Linked DNA regions of Homo sapiens: region 1 is linked to region 2. A link is an interaction called in ENCODE POLR2A ChIA-PET data of the cell type or tissue named here. Cell type or tissue: PC-9. All regions are shown on one strand. Links, peaks and the distances in the headings refer to the core of each region. The heading gives the core; the rest is flanking DNA.

The links. ChIA-PET counts read pairs that join two places held together with the same protein. Peaks named below come from ENCODE experiments on the same cell type or tissue, not always from the same donor. Only the 100,000 strongest peaks of a DNase experiment are listed, where the experiment ranks them.
Region 1: POLR2A ChIA-PET joins it to region 2 with 14 read pairs; 3 of 35 experiments call an interaction of 5 or more read pairs at or near these places.

The regions. Positions count from the first base shown.
Region 1 is chr4:39,086,815-39,097,395 of GRCh38, forward strand. KLHL5 (kelch like family member 5) reads left to right here. Exons shown (of 11, transcript NM_015990.5): 6 at 9,878-10,064. LOC105374418 (a long non-coding RNA gene) reads right to left here. Exons shown (of 3, transcript XR_925235.4): 2 at 8,940-8,965. Among named protein-coding and RNA genes, the nearest start is that of KLHL5, 30 kb to the left of the region's middle. In PC-9, for the core only: no CTCF peak of the experiment used is centred there; no DNase peak of the experiment used is centred there; H3K27ac peaks cover 558 bases.
Region 2 is chr4:39,163,770-39,174,350 of GRCh38, forward strand. No RefSeq gene overlaps it. Among named protein-coding and RNA genes, the nearest start is that of WDR19, 13 kb to the right of the region's middle. RefSeq lists an enhancer at 2,941-4,140. In PC-9, for the core only: no CTCF peak of the experiment used is centred there; a DNase peak (open chromatin) is centred at 5,762.

The DNA.
Region 1 (10,581 bases), core at 864-8,863, 77 kb before region 2:
AGGTGAAAAGATAGTGAGCTAACAAAATTCTGCTTATGCTTTCAGTCCAGAAGATCTGGCTACTTAAATTGCTTCAATTAAGTAACATTCTTTTTTTTTTTTTTTTTTTTTTTTGAGATGGAGTCTCACTTTGTTGCCCAGGCTGGAGTGCAGTGGCATGATCTCAGGTCACTGCAACCTCCGCCTCCCCAGTTCAAGTTATTCTCCTGCCTCAGCCTCTCAAGTAGCTGGGACTACAGGTGCATGCCACCATGCCTGGCTAATTGTTGTATTTTTAGTAGCGATAGGGTTTCACCATATTGGCCAGGCTGGTCTCAAACTCCTGACTTCAAGTGATCTGCCTGCCTTGGCGTCCCAAAGTGCTGGGATTACAGGCATGAGCCGCTGTGCCCGGCCTCAATTAAGTAACATTCTTGATTTTGGGTTAGTAACTTAATTGACTCAGCTACAAACCTATCCTACCAATTGGAGGAGAATTACCAAAACTGCTAATAAAAGGAGCACTGGACTCTTGAAACCAGAAAATTTAGATTAATTTCTTTGCCACATGTTTATTAAGTATCCACTAAATATTGGATTCTGGTGATATATAGATTAACAAGGTATATTAATAGTCAAAGCTCTGACATTTTAAAACTCTGTGACTTGGCATATTCACACAGCTGAGTTTCTTCATCTGTCAAGTAGAGATAACATCTTCCCTGACTACCTCACAGGATTATTATAAGGATCAGAAACATGCTCTATGATATAAAATGTGCTATGAATAAAAATATTATTTCAGAATTAAGAGATATCTAGTTGGTGTGTTCAAGGCAATCAGTCATAACATTTACATGCATAGTTTTCCCCTTTTTACAATTTTCACTGGAATATATAAAAATTTTCCCTGCATACTTTGCTGCCTATCTCAAGGCCTTGAATGCTGAAAGAGGTCTTGAAAGCAGAAAAAGAATGAGCTGTTACTGTTCAAGTTCAGACTTTCTTTTTCTTTTTTTAATTTAAAGTGTCACAAATGTTCTCATATTTGCAGTTATCTTGAGCATAATGTATTATTTCCTGCTGTTGTGAGCAAAAGTTACTGTTTGTTTTTTACAGAGACAGTAATCAATATGGATGCTTTCTAAGACCTTCCTCTTCAGAAATAGAATATTGTATGAATACATAGAACTGAAACTGCATGTGTTGATGATAATTCAGGAAAAGTAACATAATAAAATGTTTCTCTTGAAATCAGATTTTTAAAAGGGAGTTACATTTTTACTGCTACTTAGCAGATTTTTAAAAATTCTTTCTAGATGAAATCAAACCGAATTTGAAAAATCCGATTCGACTTTGAGAAGAATCTGTGTAATTAAGTAACCTGACAATTGACTTCACTTCTGTAGTTTCAGATATTTATGATACTATATTTGCATGACTCTCATAGACCTTTAAAATATCTCTTATCCAGGATACTGCTGATAATCCTAGCCATAAGTTCTTAGGGTTGAAAGGCATTTTGGAGATCATTTGTTCGAACACCTGTTGTACAAATGAAGTGACAGACCAAAAAAGTAAATCCATATGTTCAAAATTACAATGTGATTGCATAAATTCCTCTCTTTCTGCATTGTAGTTTTATTTAGTTTTTGCTATTTGGCTAACATCATAGGGCTAATAAGAGGCAGAGGTGGGACTTGAACCCAAGTACAGTTCTGTGCCTTGTCCACTAAACCATTCTGCCTCTTGAGTGTACTGTGTGTAAAATTGCTGGGGGTGGCAGGGAGATGGTATCAGATGGTGGAAGAAATAGATTAAAAAAATAAATCAGTGATTATAATGAGATGAAGACTGTGACAGATACATGAATGTGGCATTCTGAAAATAATAGAAGTAGCCCACCAAAAAGAGGGGGTTTTGACGAGAAGGCAGGGAGAATTTCTTACAGTGTTATTTGATCCACATTATGAATTAGCCACCCAAAAGAGGGGGCATGATAACCAGGAGAAATAGGAGCTTGTACTTCATCATGAAGTCATGAGCAAATATATTGTGTTTTGGAATTTGAAGGTAGTTTGCATGGCTGGACTGCAGAAATAAAAGGGGATAAAGTAAAGAGATGAGGCTGAAGAGGGGAATGGACCAGAACATGGAGAACCTCTAGTTATGCCAAGGAGTTTGAATTTTATCCTGAAAGCAATGAGGAAGCACTAAAGGATATTTTAATAGGAATTTTATTTCAGAAATTTTATTTTATTTCAGAAAGATTACTATAACTGCATTGTGGAGAATGGATCTGAGGGGTCAAAGCCAAAAACCAATTAGGAAGGCTTTTGGAATTCAGACAAGTGAATTAGGCACACTGTGGCAGTGGATATAGATAGAAATTACCAGACTCAAGAGCTATTTATGAGGTCAAATTGACAAAACTTCATGACTGAATGGTGAAGGTATACAAAAAGAGGAATCAAGAATGACTCTGATTTGTGCAATTAGGTTAATTAAAAGGTGCCGGCAATTGAAACAAGGAATATAGAATGAAGAGCTAATTCAGGGAATGGGGAAGGAAGTTGAAGAATCATGTTCCCAAAGCTTCTTGGCACCTTTAATTCTTTTAGAGTCTAAGGACTCTGAAGTCCTTAGACTTTTTTGAAAACTACTTCCTTAGATTGTTGAATCCAAAGGCAAGAGAATGACACTGGCCAAGGAGTACACAAGAGTGCTTGGGATGGAACCCTAGGAAACACAGTATATAGTGGTTGTTCCCAAACCTGGCTAATTAACTGAGTGTTATTAAAAATTGATGTCACACTTGAAAAAGGACGAAGTTTTATCATCATCCTTTGCTACAGAGAAGACAAGGAAGAAAAATCCAGTGGATTAGCCCAGTGGTTCTTAAAGTGTGATCCCTAACAGGAAGATCAGCACTACTGGGGAACTTCTTGGAAATACAGATTAGGCCTCACCCCACACCTACTGAATATGAAACTGTGGGGCTGGGGCCTGGCAAATGGTGTTTTAATAAGTCTTCCAGTGGCTTTGATGCATCCTCAAGTTTGAGAACCATTATCCACCACAAGTAGTGGTGATGGAAGCCACATTGCCTTGTATAATTTAAACAAGTTACTTTACCTCTCAGAACATTTTTCTTTCCTACAGTGATAATACTGTGCTGCAGTATTGTGACATTTAGAGATATTGTCAGGGTTGATTTTTTTTCATTGCCAAAAGTGAATGGCAAGATTGCAGAATTAGAGTTATCAAGTAATAAAGTTTTGAAGTAGACACTAAAATAATGAAGAAAATGTTGGATTGTATTCGGTATGTTTTATTTTAAAAGGTAGGAAAATATAACAATCATTAAATTGCCATATGCCAATCAAATAATAAATGACTAATATTTTAAAAATTGGGATTAGGTCTGTTTACCAAGAGAATTTATTTTTGTGAAATAGTTCCTTTTCCAATGATACCAACTAAATGAGATTTTATTCTACTCTGTTAATATGAAACATTCCACTTACCCTAGCTAGAAGGGATTCAACTTACATACAGTAATTTTATCATCGTGTCTCCAACAGTAGACTCTTAAAATAATATAGGAAATAATGCCTGTGATTGTAATCCTCTACCAAATGATCCTTTTTGTATGGTTTTTTTTTTTTTTTTTAGACTGAGTTTTGCTCTTTTTGCCCAGGCTGGAGTGCGGTGGCACAATCTCATCTCACTGCAACCTCTGCCTCCTGGGTTCAAGAGATTCTCCTGCCTCAGCCTCCCGAGTAGCTGGGATTAACAGGCACATGCCACCACCCCCAACTAATTTTGTATTTTTAGTAGAGATGGGGTTTCACCATGTTGGCCAGGCTGGTCTTGAACTCCTGACCTCAGGTGATCCACCCACCTCGGCCTCCCAAAATGCTGGGATTACAAACTTGAGCCACCATGCCCAACCTTTGTATGGCTTTTTAAAAAACTCTGAATAATCCAGAAGAGAAGTATTTATGGTCATTTTATTTTATATTTTGAGGCAGGGTCTCACTCTATTTCCCAGGCTGGACTGCTGTGGTATGATCATGGCTCACTGCAGCCTCAACCTCCTAGGCCCAAGAGATCCTCCCACCTCAGCCTCCTGAGTAGCTGGAACTACAGACACACACCACCAACACCACCATGCCCAGTCAGTTTTTAATTTTTTTTTTTTTTTTTTTTAAGACAGAGTCTCACTCTGTTGCACAGGCTGGAGTGCAGTGACACGATCTCTGCTCACTGCAACCTCCCATCTCCCGGGTTCAAGCAATTCTCGTACCTCAGCCTTCTCAGTAGCTGGGATTACAGGCGCATGCCACTACGCCTGGCTAATTTTTGTATTTTTAGTAGAGACAGGGTTTTACCATGTTGGCCAGGCTAGTCTTGAACTCCTGACCTCAAGAGATCCACCCACTTCGGTCTCCCAAAGTGCTGGAATTACAGGTGTGAGCCACCATGCCCAGCCGGTTTTTTAAATTTTTTTGTGGAGAAAGGGTCTCACCATGTTGCCCTGAGTGGTCTTCAACTACTGGACTCAAGTGATCCTCCCACCTCGGCTTCTCAAAGTACTGTGATTGATTTTATTTTACTTTTGAAAGCATTCCAAACATTTCAATTTGATCAAATTTTAAACCATGTGAATAGAAATACAGACATATATACATTATTTAAAAGATTTTGACACCTAAATTATGAACGTTTTCAATGTTTAGCCTGAATTTATAAGTATCTGAGTCTCCACTATTCTGCTCTCAGTTTAGTATTGTTTTCTACAGAAAGTCAGAAATATAAAATGAGTCAGTATTTACCTTTAGCATTCTTTTAGTTTACAAGGTCTTGATACTAAAACAACTTTTTTTTTTTTTTGGACAGGGTCTCACTCTGTCACCCAGGCTTGAGTGTAGTGGCACAATCATAGCTCACTGCAGCCTCAAACTCCTGGGCTCAAGTGATCCTCCCACCTCAGCCTCTCGAGTAGCTGAGACTACAGTCACTGTGCCCCATCACACATCTGACTAGTTTTTTTTTTTTTTTTTTTTTTTTGTAGAGACAGCGTCTCACTTTGTTGCCCAAGCTCTCTCAAACTCCTGGCCTCAAGCAATCCTCCCGCCTAAGCCTCCCAATATGCTGGGATTATAGGCATGAGCCACCTCGCCCAGCCTCCAAAACATTTTTTTAACATCTATAGAGTTAATAAATTATTCACATTCTATTTGTGTTTGAGGGGACAGTTTTAGAGCAATAGTCATAAGGTGAACAAATACGAAAGTGAGGATAAAAATTTACAAAATGAAAATTTATTCCTGTATTATGAATGCTTTCAGTTTAATAATTTGCTCTTCTTTTGTAGCAGAGAAGGCATTTAGTATTCACCAAAAATGCAGAGTTCATGAAAGTATATATTTTGTAGTTTTTCTCTCAGTGTCTTCTGAATAATTTTCTAAATGATACCTGGTTCCTCCCATTTGATTAATCTGATACTTAGATTAATGGCTTTTCTTACTCAAATAAAATTAATCCTACTTATTCATAATTTATAGATACTATCTGTATATTAGGAAATATACTTTGCTTCAAATTGCAGTTACTATTAAGTCTCCCAAGAGTTTACTTTCTACATTTTTTTCACATTTATTTTTATTTAGAAAGGACTAAAGTAATTGTATATAATAGAATTAACATAAACATTAAAATTAACCTTAATGAGCCAACTTTATGCATATTCACTAATGGTTTCTGTGACAAGTATAACTAGGTTTTGCGTGCATAGAAAAAAATGTGGAGTAATTAATACCAAAATGTATATTCTGGTGTAGGTCGGGGACTTAGGTCTTAATTTGGCTTTTTTGCCTTTCGTATGCAGTGCTAGTTTCCAAATACCACCAACTTTTTTATAGTGACTCTTTTTAGAGACTGTTTCTCTCTTCGTCTATAAAAACATGAACATATCATCAACATCATTAGTCACTAGGAAAATGCAAAATAAAACCACATTTTCCACCTTCCCGAATGGCTAAAATAGAGACAAACTAACAATTGGCGAGGATGTGCAAAAACAGGAACCCTCGTACAGTGCTGGTGGGAATGTAAGACGGGGCTGCCACTTTAGAAAACAGTTAGGTTGTTTCTTAAAAAGTTAAACATAAATTTGCCATATGCCCCAGCAGTTCTACTCCTAGGTAATAATTACCCAAGAGAAATATATCCACACAAAGACTTGGACATAAACGTTCTTGGCAGCTTTATTCATAATAGCTTGAAACTGGAAGCAACCTAAGAAGCATCCATCAACTGGTGAATGGATAGATAAAATGAGGAGTACCCCGATGGTGGAATATTACTCAACAGTAAAAAGAAATGAAGCACTGATACGAGGAGCTACAGCAGGGACAAGTCTCAAAAGTGTGCTAAGGGAAAGAAGCAAGACACCAGAGTCTCCATATTGTATGATTCTCTGTATATGAAATGTCCAGCAAAAGCAAATCTGTAGAGACAGATTAGTGCTTGGGAGAGAAGATGGGAATGAGGATCAACAGTAAATGGGCATGTGGGATCTAATTGAGGTGATGAAAATGTTTCAAAACTGTTTTATGGTAATGGTTCCACAACTTGGTAATTTACTACAAATCATTGAATTGTGTACTTTGAATGGATAAATTAGGACACGTAAAATATGCCCCAATAAAATTGTAAAGAAATATATTGTCAAATACAACCCACAGTGTATCAAAAGGATACACTCTGACCAGAAAGGTCTTTTTCCAGGAATACTAAAATGATTATTAAGAAATCTATGAAGGGGCAAGGCATGGTGGCTCATGCCTGTGATCCCAGCACTGTGGGAGGCCAAGGTGGGAGGATCACTTGAGGTCAGGAGCTCAAGACCAGCCTAGCCAACATGGTGAAACCCTGTCTCTACTAAAAATACAAAAATTAGCTGGATGTGGTGGTGCATGCCTGTAATCCCAGCTACTGAGGAGGCTGAGGCAGGAGAATTGCCTGAACCTGGGAGGCAGAGGTTGCAGTGAGCTGAGATTGCGCCACCACACTCCAGCCTGGGTGACACAGAGACTTCCCGTCTCAAAAAAAAAAAATCTATGGAAGTCTATATTATCTTTATTGAATATAATAAAAATAGATGACTAAATGTTACAGCAACTATTATCCTAAATAATGAAACACTAAAACCATATCAATTCAAACCAGAAACAAGATACTCTGTATCGGCCTAATTATTTAACATTTTTTAGAAGGCTTTAGCAATTGCAATAATAAAATAATTGGCATACACATTAGAAAAAGATACTCAACTATCCCTATTTGGTGACAGTTATGATTATTTGCATAACACGTAGAGTTTAATAAGGGAATTTGGTAAAGTAATAGGTTAATACAAGTGTAATCAGTAGATTTTCTCTCCTGCAAAACATATATGAAATAAACTTTTAAAACCCATTCCCAATAGCAATGAAAATAATAAAATATATAGGAAATATATAATCAAGAAAGGTATAATATGTAGAAACCTATAGAATAAATGGAAAGGCTTCTTGAACAGAAAGACTTAATATAAAAATATCAGTTCTCCAAAAATTAATAAAATTAATAAATTTAATTAATAAATAAATTTAAGTTCTTATTAGAATTCCAAGAGAATCAGGATAAAAAGAACTGAATAAATTTGTCTTAAGTTTACATGAAAAATAAAGGCACAAAAATACCGAAGGAAGCTATGAAAGTTAACAGCGAGGGAAAACTTAAAAATACTGGGTATCAGAATATGCTATAAAGACACTGTAATATACTATTTAGAAATAGGAATAGACAAATAGATCGATAGAACAGAATAAAGAATAAAAAAAAACAAATCTCATATACTTTGAGATCTATTTATGAGAATGTAGTATGGCCAAGATTCAATTCAGCTGGAAATGGAGGGGGTTATTTAATAAGTGGTACAGAACTGGCTACTGATCTTAAAGAAAATAAAAATGCTCCTCCACTCATACTCTATTTAAACATTAATTTCAAAAAAATGAATTTCACATGGATCAATGGCCTAAATGAAAGAAAGCAATAAAATCTTGCCAGATAATCCAGAAGACTACATCTACAAACTGAAGCAAAAAGACAAGACTTTGTAACCAGGACTATGAAAAGAAAGACACATATTTGATGACCTAAATATGAAAAATTATTTGAATGGCAAAAGTATTATGAAACAACCTTAATAGACAAATGATTAAAAATCTAGAAAAATACAATTGAAAAATAAAGGATTAGTGTGTGTATTACAAGGAACTCTTAAAATTTTTAATCAAAAGATAGTAGAAAAGAGGCAGATAAAGGAAGAAAAAAGTACAAATGGTCAAAATATTTTAAAATGCTTATATTCACTTATCAGGAAAATTCAAATTAAAGGGAAAATGTGATATCATTAACAAAAAGAGCTAAAACACTTATTCCTGGCAGGAATGTTGTGCTCTTGTGCTCTTATACATGGCTGTAATGGAATGTGAGCCACTTTGCTATACATGGCTATAATGGAATGTGAGCCACTTTGGAAAATCTGACAACATTGATCATACACATAGACACACACAGATACACATATATGTGCACACACATGCATACATAACATACATACATATATACTTTGACCCACCTGGAGTCAATTCAATTCTTACAAATCTATCCTATAAAGGTAAAAATTAATACATAAGGACTTCTGTACTGGACTTGTTTTTAGTAGCAGAAAAAAGTATGTTTACATATACACGTATATATATACATATATATACATATGTATATATGTATGTACATACTGAAACAAAATTGATGTCTGTAATAAGGAAATGGCTAAAAAATTAGCATATCTATATACTATGGAGTATTATTCAGTTATTAAAAAGAATAAATCAGAACTATACCTTTTCAGAAGACCTGGAGGAATTTTCTTGAGATAATGTTGAGTAAAGATGGTAAGATGCAGCAAAGTATATAATAAAACAATTAGTAAAAGAAAAAACTGTAAAAATTATTACATATATTTATATATGTTATACATATAAATGTATGAGAATTATGTCAGCAGAGGTTTGCATAAATATGAAGAAAATATGAAAGGCTGCACACCAGGTTGTTTATAAGGCAGGGAAGAATTGCAGGATGGGGAGGGGCAATGGAGAACCAAGCACAAAAGGAAAAGATTTTTAATTTTTTTTGTTTTATTTAATTTCCAATGTGATCATATTTTCATTTTATTTTTTAAAAGACAAGGTGTAATCATATTTGTGCTAAACATATAAAAATTGTATTTGTGTTATATAAATATATAAAGCTGGATTCAGTGACACAAAAGGGATTTTAATGTTTTTAGACCAATCACTGTTTGGAGTTCTTTTCCCCTTGAGAAACTGGTAACTTTTGTTTTTGCAGTTGTGAGCTGAACATCATTTAGCAAAGTTAAGTGAACGCAGCATAATTAGTCAACTCCTACTTATAATTATTCTTCCATTAGAATTATTTCTGATTTTAATAGTAAAATTATTTATTTTAGAAAATCTGGAAATTATAGAAAAGTAGTAAAAAAAACTTTATTTAAAAAGCACCAGTATTCCTACTACCCAGAGATAAGCACTACAGTACTAAGATTTTAGAGTATACCATTTATGCTACTTGTGTTTTGTTTTTCAATGAAATTTAAAATGTAAATCTTGTAAATGTTGCATATTTTAGTTAAAAATATGTGCCTATGCTTGAATTTTTTAAAAATATGTAAAATCCATTTGAGAACTATGTCATTTTTTTCTGTAAACCCTACCATTTTCTTAGTCATTCAGTATACATACCTACTATTCTTTTCTAGTTCCTGGCAGACATGGAAAATAATGTACTTTTTCGGGATGATATAGAATGTCAGAAACTCATTATGGAAGCAATGAAGTACCATTTATTACCAGAGAGACGACCCATGTTACAAAGTCCTCGGACAAAACCTAGGAAGTCAACTGTTGGTACATTATTTGCAGTTGGGGGAATGGATTCAACAAAAGGTATCAAATAATCTTTTATTTGGGGAGGGAGGACCAGAGAAAAAGATATTTTAATAAGTGTATATATGGCCAAAGAACTCTTTGGAGAAATGGCTGGCTGCAGGACAGGGGCAGAAAAAGTACCAGATAATTGTGTAACATCCTCTAGGCCAGAAAATAAGGAAGTGCTCAAAGAATGATGGAGATAGGTCAAAAGACACAGGAAACAGCTTGCAGGGGCTACTACTGTACAAATCTGGGATAATTTGAGCATCAAAATAAATAATAGTAAAATATTATAACCTATGAAATCAGTAAGTTTCCACGGTTCCACACCTATACAAATAAACAAGGGAGAAAGGAAAGCTCTTCCTTACAGAAGAATGCCAACGAATGAATATAGAAGGAAAGATGAGATTACAAAAGTTACCATTTAGTAACCACCAATAACCAATTCAGTCAAGAATTATCAGCGGATGCTGAGACTAGTGGGAAAAGTTTGAGAACAAGATAGTCTAAAAGTGTCTCTCAGCCACAT
Region 2 (10,581 bases), core at 1,150-9,149:
AGGACTAAGGATTGTTGAGTGGGCAATATTAATCATAAGGAAAATGATTAAGAAGAGGGAGAAATGTAAGGTTAGTTAATAAAAATAGAATAAAGTCAGTGAAAGTAGGGGAATTATGTAAGTTACTAAGACCTTATAGAAAACAAAAAAACAAAATCTAACCAAAAAAAAAAAAAAAAAGACAGAATAAAGAGGAGACTAATGTGGAATGTTTACATTCTTGCCTCTACCAGAATTCTAGGCCAAAAGTAGAGCATCAGTTTGACTTTCTGGAAAGATTTCTTCTGAGACTGAATTAATTGATATGGTTTGGCTGTGTCCTCACCCAAATCTCATCTTGAATTGTTACTCCCACAATTCCTACGTGTCGTGGGAGGGACCCAGTGCCAGTGAAAGGTAATTGAATCATGGGGGCGGGTCTTTCTGGTGCTGTTTTCATGATAGTGAATAAGTCTCACGCGATCTGATGGTTTTATAAAGAGGGGTTCCCCTGCACAAGCTCTCTCTCTGCCTGCCGCCATCCACTGAAGATGCGACTTGCTCCTCCTTGCCTTCTGCCATGATTGTGGGGCCTCCCCAGCCCTGTGGGACTGTAAGTCCATTAAACCTCTTCTTCTTCCCAGTCTCGGGTATGTCTATATCAGCAGCATGAAAACGGATTGATACACTAAATAAATATAAGGTGTCCTGGCCATAGGACCCCCTCCTGAGTATAATAAAAATATATGTGGTATTTTAACACAATTAGGAGGTAGCAAGCTCTCTACCCCGGGTGAAGGTCTGGAGAGGAGTTTGGGCTGAGTTTAGTATAAAAGAAGATCTGCATCTTATACCATATGTAAAAACTAATTCTATATTAAAGACTTAAGTGTAAAAAAATTAAAATCATTCAATAAAGTCTCCTATAAACAGATAAAAACTTCAAAGCCAAGACTAGAAACCAAGTAGCTATTTTTAAAATAGACATGTTTAACTACACAAGAATATGAAAAAGAGCTCTTACAAATTGACAATAAAAAAAGAAAAACAACTCCATAAAGTTAGATAGCAGAAGAACAAATTGAAATAGCCAACAAACATATGAAAAGTGTTCAAATTCATTAGCTCTCAGGGAAATGCAAGTTAAAGTAAGAATGAAACTTTATTCCTATCAGACTAGCAAAAATTAAGAGAACCTATGAAAATTGTTGATCGTTTCTGGTGAGAAAGTGAAGGAAAAGTACTTTCATAAGTTGCTAGTGGGAGCATTAAGCATTATAATCTTTTTGAAAATCACTCTGATAAATCTATTAAAATTAAAAATACATATACTCCTCAGCCCAACAATTCTACTCATGGGAATTTATTCCAAAGAAATAAAAGTATGATTATGTTAAAAATATCTATAAGGACCTCAATGTTCTAGTAGCAAAACCCTGAGCATAAAGTGGATGCCACAGGGGAAAGATGAAATGGGATTTGGAGGAATATCCAGAAGATATTATTGAATGAGAAAGGTAAGATACAGAAAAAAAAAAATGTGTATACATTACCATTTGTTCAACAGTGCCACAAAAACACCATTACATATATGGATACACACACACAAACACATATACATGTGTGTGCCACATTTATGGTTTATGACCATAGAGGAAAAGTATGGCAGAATTCATATTAAGTTGCTAACATGTATTGTCTTCTTGTGGGGAGGGGGAAAGGGTTTATGAGGAGGAAGAAGGGAAGGGAAGAAATGGTGAAAAAAAGGAAGGAAACAGCCACACTAAAAATTATTACACTCTTTTTAGTGGATCTTACTGCTACCCCTATTTTCCCTTCTGCTGACCAAGGTGGTCCACCACATTCCTAAGAAACACGAAACACATTACACTAAAAATGAGTGCTGCAAAAGCACTAAGCAACTGGAAAAAATTATACAGGTTAAAGAATAGGTAATTCTTATATGAAAAGAGCAAAATTATATCCATTCTTTCATTTTTTAGCTAGCTAATACAAGGAGTTTCTTTTATCAATAAGTATCTTGATGGCCAATTCCTAGCTAATAAATGCCATCAATTCATATTAAAATATAAACTGAGTGTTTATTCTGTGCAAGGCACTACTCAAGGCACTGTAGAAAACACAAAACAACAAAGGTCCCCCACTTTCCTTTCTGTTTTAACATGTGGAAGACTGGAAGACTTCCATCCTCACATCTTCTAGTCTGCTCAAAGCACTGTAGAAAATCCTAAATGCAAAAAGTAGCATCCTCTTCTTCACAAGAATGGGAAATGTCATTCAGTGTAGAGCTCCCATTAGTTACGACTAGTTCTAAAAGTATTCAGCATTTTTCATATTGTAGCACTGCCTGTATTCTTCCAGTCAGGCTAAACTGTCCTCAGCTCCTTAGGTGTCTCTCCGTGAAAAGATTTTCCTGTGTGCTCCTTGAAGGAAGCTACCACATGAAACTTAACCACCCAGCTTCCACTGGCTAAGGGTCTTTTCTCATTCAAAAATCTCCTATACTCTATCCGAGCTTCAGTGAATTCAGTCTCACTTCCTCATGCTATTCAGTTCTATTACAAGCCTTCCATCAAACATTTAAGAAGAGGAAAAAATAAAGACAAAAACCAACCCCCTAACCCCCAAATCAAACCAAGTGAAACACATTTTACTTCTTTTTATTTCCCTCTGGGGAAAAACATTATTCACCCTCGTGGCTTTAACTGCCAATGACTATATGCCAATGACAACATGTCTAGCTGTGACCCCTCGTAAGGCCCACTTCCAAGTTAGACATTAGACATCTCCAACTTGATATCCCATGAGTCCCTCATGATTTAATATACTCCAAACCAAACTGATACTCCCCAAATCTCATCTATCTGTATATCTTAGCTACTTATTCGGCTGCAGAAGCCAGAACCCTGAGTCCTGCTTGATTTATAATTTTGTTTTGTTTTATTGCTTATTATCTGTACAACGATGTAGCTTCTCGAAGACTGATTGAGTCTTTGATCTCTGTAACTGGCATGATGCAGTATCTGGCAGATAAAAGTTGAACAGGTCAGGCATGGTGGCTCACACCTGCAATCTCAGCACAAGGGCAACAAAGCGAGAACTCCACCTCCATAAATAAATACCTAAGTCAGCCAGATGCAGTGGCATGTGCCTGTAGTCCTAGTTACTCAGGAGGCGAAGGCAGGAGGATTGCTCGAACCCAGGAGTTTGAGAGCAGCCTGGACAACATAGCGAGGCCTTGTCTCCGCTAAAAATCAAATAAATTAGCCAGGCATGGTGGTGCATACTTGTTGTCCCAGCTACTCAGGAGGCTGAAGCTGGAGGACTGCTCGAGCCCAGGAGATCAGGGCTGCAGGGAGCTATGATTGTACCAGTGCACACCAGCCTGGGCAACAGAGCAGAGGCCCTGTCTCAAAAACAAAAAAAAGTGCACTATGAAAAATGTGTATATGGATTTTAAGATTATTTTGCACCAAAATAAACTTGTACCAGCTTGTTACAACATGTCTGAACAAGATCTAGTTTGAGGTAGTAAAAAGAATAAGACATCAGTTTTAAAAAGATCCCTATCAGAGCAACATGCTACTGAAATTGAAACGAAACAAACATCGACTTTATGGTGGGGCATGGGTGGGAGAATGGTGAAATCACTGATGCTTTACGGGAAGTTTATGGGGACAATGCCCCAAGGAAATCAGCAGTTTACAAATGGATCAGTCCTTTTAGAAAGGAACAAGACAAGCTGAAGATGAAACTCACGGCGGCAGACCACCCACATCAATTTTTTAGAAAAAAATGATAAAAATGTTTGCAGTGGTTCACACCTATAATCCCAGCACTTTGGGAGTCCAAAGTGGGTAGATCACAAGGTCAGGAGATCGAGATCAGCATGGACAACATGGTGAAACCCCATCTCTACTAAAAATACAAAAATTATCCAGGCATGGTGGCGTATGCTTATAGTTCCAGCTACTCAGGAGGCTGAGGCATGAGAATTGCCTGAACCCAGGAAGCAGAGCTTGCAGTGAGCCAAGATTGTGCTGCTGCTGCTGCACTTCAGTTTGGGCAACAGAGTGAGACTCTGTCTCAAAAAAAAAAAAAAAAAGGATGTGGCTGAAGATCCTGAAGTATTGCTTTGAAGAATTGTAATGGGAAATGAAATACGGCTTTACCAGTACAATCCAAAAGGCAAAGCACAATCAAAGCAATGGCTACTAAGAGATGGAAGTAGTCCAGTCAAAGCAAAAGCAGACCAGTTAAGCGCAAAGGTCATGGCAAAAATTTTCAGGGATGCCCAAGGCATTTTGCTTGTTGACTGTCTGAAGGGCCAAAGAACAATTAGATCTGCTTATTATGAGTGTTTTAAGAAAGTTAGCCAAGGCTTTAGTTTAAAAAAAAATGCCTGGAAAAGCTTCAGCAGAGTCCTCTACCATGACAATGTTCATGCTCATTCCTCTCATCAAACGGAAAATTTTGCAAAAGTTTCAATGGGAAATCACTAGGTTTTTGCCTTACAGTCCTGATTTTGCCCCTTCTGACTTCCTTTTGTTTTCAAATCCTAAAAAATCTTGAAAAGGCACCTATTTTTCTTCAGTTAATTATGTAAAAAAGACTGCATTGACTTGGTTAAATTTCCAGGATTCTCAGTTCTTTAGGGGTGGACTAAGTGGCTATCATTGCTTACAAAACTGTCTTGAGCATGATGGAGTTATTTTGAGAAATATGTTTACATTTTTAATTTTTATCTTTTAATTTCATCTTTCAAAAACTGTTTGAAGTCCCCTTGTATAGTACACTGGATTCTTGACATTAGTGATCTCAGAGACTTTTTTTTTTTTTCTGAGACAGAGTCTTGCTCTGTCACCCAGGTTGGAGCGCAGTGGCGTGATCTCACCTCACTGCATCCTCCACCTCCCAGATTCAAGCAATTCTCCTGCCTCAGCCTCCCAAGTAGCTGGGATTACAGGTGCATGCCACCACGCCCAACTAATTTTTGTATTTTTAGTAGAGACAGGGTTTCACCATGTTGAACCACTCATATTCATGAGTATGTCAACCTTTGTACAGGCTTCTGGCTTTCTACTGTCAGTTTGGCTCTGTAACATATTTTTTTCCTCTTGAGAATTATTTACCACAAAGAAACAAATTTAATCACTTATTAATACAAATGATAACATGTAGAATAAAACAAATTCCAAAAAGTTGCAAATGCCAGATAGAAAACTAAGCTCACTCACAAGATAAGTGATCTGATGGCACTACACATCAGCCTCAAAGCTTGTAATTCAAATGCTCCATGACTTTCAGAGCCATTTGCAAGCAGCTGAAACTGCAAATGCTAGATCTGTAATTGTTAATGGAGTCTGTTTTTACATGTTAAAAGAAAACAAATGTACTATGCACAATAATGTCATTGATTTTTAAAAATTCTTTGTTGAAAGAAAACCAATATTTTATACTGTTTATGTTTAAATATAATACTTCTCAGGTCTTTCTACATAGTAATTTTATGATTTGTTTTTAATGAAGCTTTCAAAGAAAAACTTTGGTCTCAAACTTTAAAATGGGTGAATTGCATAGTTTTGAATCTTCGCAGCTTGAGAAAAATTACTGGTAATTATGTTTAAAATTTGAACTGGTTGCATTGTGCTTTGCTTCTGATTTCTGTTGGCACTTGTGATAGTTTTTAAATGACCATAAAATCTTTGTGATTATTTGCACTGAGCAGTGGAATATTTTTCCCCTCCTCTTATCTCTGGGTTGAATCTGTGAATCGGTTAACCAAAAGAATGTGGCAGAAGTGGGCATCATGCCAGTTGACAGCTTCCAATTTTACCTCTTCGAGCTCACTCTTGGGATGCTCTCTCTCAGAATCCAGCTACCATGTTCTGAGAAGCCCAAGCCACGTGGAGAGGCCACATATAAAGTAGCCACCATGTAAGTAAGCTTTGGCTAATAGCTCCAGGTGGGCTCCCAGCCAATAGCCAGCAGCCAGTAGCAAACATCAAATGTCAGCCATCTGAGTGAGCCATCTTGGACATTCCAAACTAATCAAGCCCACAAATGACAGGAGCCTATGCCAACATCACATAGAGGAGAAAAACCATTGTGGAGAGCCCAGTCAACCATAGAATTGTGAAATAATAAAGTGGTTATTACTTTAGACCATTAAATTTTGCTGTTGTGCAACAACAGATTGATTGATTGATTGATTGATTGATTGATTGATTTTGAGACAGAGACTCACACTGTCGCCCGGGCTAGAGAGCAGTGATGCAATCTCAGCTCACTGCAACCTCTGCCTCCCGGGTTCAAGTGATTCTCCTGCCTCAGCCTCCCAAGTAGCGAGAATTACAGGTGCCCGCCACCATGCCCAGCTAATTTTTTGTATTTTTAGTAAAGACGGGGTTTCACTGCGTTGGCCAGGCTGGTCTCAAGCTCCTGACCTTGTGATCTGCCCACCTCGGCCTCCCAAGTGCTGGGATTACAGTTGTGAGCCACCACGCCCGGTCAGATTTTTTTAAAATGCTATTGCATGCTTTCATATCAGTTGGCCCTATCGAACACTACCATTGGGGGATGAAAGTTTATTGTTCGTATGGTCCACAAATAAAGGCTTAAAACTTGCTTCTTAAATGTGCTATTTTAATTCTTCTGATAGTACACACACCATCTCAGACTGTACTGTTACCGACTTCTTTCACAATAACTGATGTGGATATGATATTTGCATGACCTTGTGAAATGAAACCACATTCTTTCATACTTAAAAAAACTTTCTTGTTATGTAAGCACTCAGTTTCCCCATTCTAGAACCTCTCTGATTGTACGTAATTCTCATACCCTCTCTGATCGTACGCGCTTCACACACCCTCTCTGATCGTACGCGCTTCTCACACCCTCTCTGATCGTACACGCTTCTCACACCCTCTGATCGTACGCGCTTCTCACACCCTCTCTGATCGTACACGCTTCTCACACCCTCTGATCGAACGCGCTTCTCACACCCTCTCTGATAGTACGCACTTCTCATACCCTCTCTGATCGTACGCGCTTCTCACACCCTCTGATCGTACGCGCTTCTCACACCCTCTGATCGTACGCGCTTCTCACACCCTCTCTGATCGTATGCGCTTCTCACACCCTCTCTGATCACAGGTGCTTCTCATACCCTCTCTGATCATATGCGTTTCTCATACCCTCTCTGATCATACACTTTTCATACCCTCTGATCACATGCACCTTTTCGTGCCACATTGCTGGCATACTTACTAGCAAATTAGTAACATTTGACACTTGGTAGGGATAAATTTGTCAAAAAATTTTGACACTTTGTTTTTTGTTTGTTTGTTTGTTTTTCTTTTTTTTCCGAGACGGAGTCTCACACCGTCGCCCAGACTGGAGTGCAGTGGCGCGATCTCAGCTCACTGCAACCTCCGCCTCCCGGGTTCAAGCGATTCCCCTGCCTCAGCCTCCCGAGTAGCTGGGACTACAGGCGCGCACCACCAGGGTCAACTAATTTTTGTATTTTTAGTAGAGACGGGGTTTCACAATGTTGGCCAGGATGGTCTCGATCTCCTGACCTCGTGATCCGCCCGCCTCGGCCTCCCAAAGTGCTGGGATTACAGGCGTGAGCCACCGGCGCCCCACCAAAATTTGACACTTTGAAACTGCTTGTCATGAATCTTTTTTAAAGTCACATGAGTCAGGAACTGTATCTATCACAATATCATATCTATAATAATGATGATCTTGCTACACAGAAGTGCTATAAAATTTAACCAGTTTATTTTTGCATATAAAAACCAAAGTTTGCTTCTCAGATTTTAGAAAATACTATTTCCCTTATTGATCATAATACCTATGTTTTATGAAGTGTTATCTGCCAGTTTTTTACAGCTTAATTGATATGTAATTTACAAGCCACAAAATCCACCATTTAAAAGTGTGCAATTCAATGGCTTCAATATATTCACAGAATTATGCAATTATCACCACCATGTAATTTTAGAAAAATTTTCATCACTCCCCAGAATAAAAACATCCACACACCACTAAACTACTTTCTGTCTCTACAGATTTATATATTTGGGATATACAGTATAAATGGAATCATACAATATGTGGCCTCTTGTGACTAGCTTCTTTCACTTAGCATAATCCTTTCAAAGCTCATCTCATAGTACATGTTGTAGCATGTACTTAATTCCTTTTTATTGATTAATAATACTTTGTTATATGGATTTGCCACATTTTGTTTATCTATTCATCAGTTGATGCACATTTGTGTTGTTCTCACTTTGGGGCTATTATGAATAATGCTATTATGAATGCTGCCATATCCTTCATTTTTGGCCATATGCTTTCATTTCTGTTGGGTAGATACTTAGAAGTGAAACTGCTAAGTTAAATGTTCATTCTATGTTTAACATTTTAAGGAACTACCAGACCGTTTTCCAAAATGGTCACACCATTTCAAATTTCTGCCAGCAATGTATGAAGGTTTCAATAGCTCAACATACTCACCAACAATTGTTATTGTCTTTTTTATTTTAATCATCTTAGTGGGCATGAAGTGCATCTGTGGTTTTGATTTGCATTTCCCTAATGACTAATAATGTTGAATAACTTTGTATAAGCTTATCAGCCATTTATACGTTCCTTGGAGAAATGTCTATTCAAATCATTTTCCCATTTTCAATGGGTTATTTGTCTTGTTTTAGGGTTGTAAGATTTCTTTATCTATTTTGGATATAAATATTTTATCAGATATATGATTTGCAATTATTTTCTTTCAATCTATGGGTTATCTTTTTACTTTCATGATGTCTTTAGAAGCATAAAACTTTTTAATTTTGATGAAGTACAAGTTGTCTATTTTTTTCTTTTGTCACTTGCAATTTTGTTGTCAGGTCCAATAAATAATTGTCTAAACCAAGGTCAGGAATTCTTAGGCTTTTTCTAAAAATTTTATAGTTTAACTCACATTTAGGACTTTGATCCATTTGAGTTAATTTTTGTATATTCTGTGAGGTAGGGGTGCAATTTCATTTTTTGCATGTCCCAACACCAATTGTTGAAAAAATCTATTGTTTCACCCATTGAATTGTCTTGACAACCATTGAAAATCAGTTGGCCTCAGATGTATGGTTTTATTTCTGGACTCTCAATTCTGTTCTGTTGATCTATATATAGTATCCTATGCCAATACCACACTATTTTAGTTGCTGCAGCTTTGTAGTAAGTTTTGAAAATGTGAGTTCTCCAACTTTATTCTTTTGTTTTGGGTATTCTGGTCCCTTAAAATTCCAGTTTAACCATAGTGGCACATTGGTTGAACTAAGTACAGTTGATGAACTAAGGCTGATATATTTTTGTCATCCAAAGTCCACAGTTTACATTGGGGTTCACTTTTGGTGTTGTGCAGTCTATGGGTTTTCACAAATGTATAATGATATGTATTCACCATAGTAATACAGTATTGTATAGAATAGTGACACTGCCCTAAAAATCCTCTGTGCTCTGCCTATTTCTCCTGCTATATCCATAGTTTTGTTATAGTTATATCCATAGTTTTGCCTTTTCCAAAATGTCATGTAGTTAGAATCATACAGTATGTGGCCTTTTCTGAATGGCTTCTTTCACTCAGCAATTTGCTGCTAAGGTTCCTACATATATTTTCATGGCTTGATAGTTCACTTCCTTTTAGTGCTGAGTAATATTCCATAGTCTGGATATACCATGGCTTATTTATCCATTCACTTACTAACAAACATCTTGATAATCTTGATTGCCTCCAAGTTTTAGCAATTATGAATAAAGCTGCTATAAACATCTTTTGTACAGATTTTTGTGTGGACATAGTTTTCAATTCATTTAAATAAATACCAAGGAATATGACTGCTGGGCTGTATGTTTGCAGTATGTTTAGTGTTGTAAGAAACTGCCAAACAATCTTCCAAAGTAGCTGTACCATTTTGGATTCTCACCAGCAATGAATGAGAGTTCCTGTTGTGCCACATCCTCACTTGCATTTGGTGTTGTCAGTGTTCCGGATTTTGGTCATTCTAATGGGTGTGTAATAGTAGTTGTTTTAATTTACAATTCCCTAATGATATATGATTTTGAACATTTCTTTATCTTGCCATCTGTATACCTTCTTTGGTGAGGTGTCTGTTCGGGTCTTTTACACATTTTAAAATCAGGTTGTTTGTTTTCTATTGCTGGGTTTTAAGAATTCTTTGTATATTTTGGGTAACAATCCTTTATCAAATGTGGTTTTTGCAAATATTTTCTCCCAGTTTGTGGCTTGTCTTATTCTCTTTACAGGTGTCTTTTGCAAAGCAGAAATTTTAAATTTTAATGAAGTCCAGCTTATCAATTATTTCTTTTTTTTTAAATTTTATTATTATTATACTTTAAGTTTTAGGGTACATGTGCACAACATGCAGGTTTATCAATTATTTCTTTCAGGGACCATGCTCTTAGTGTGATATCTAAAAAGTCATCACCATACCCAAGTTCATCTTAGATTTTCTCCTATACTCTAGAAGCTTTATAGTTCCACATTTTACATTTAGG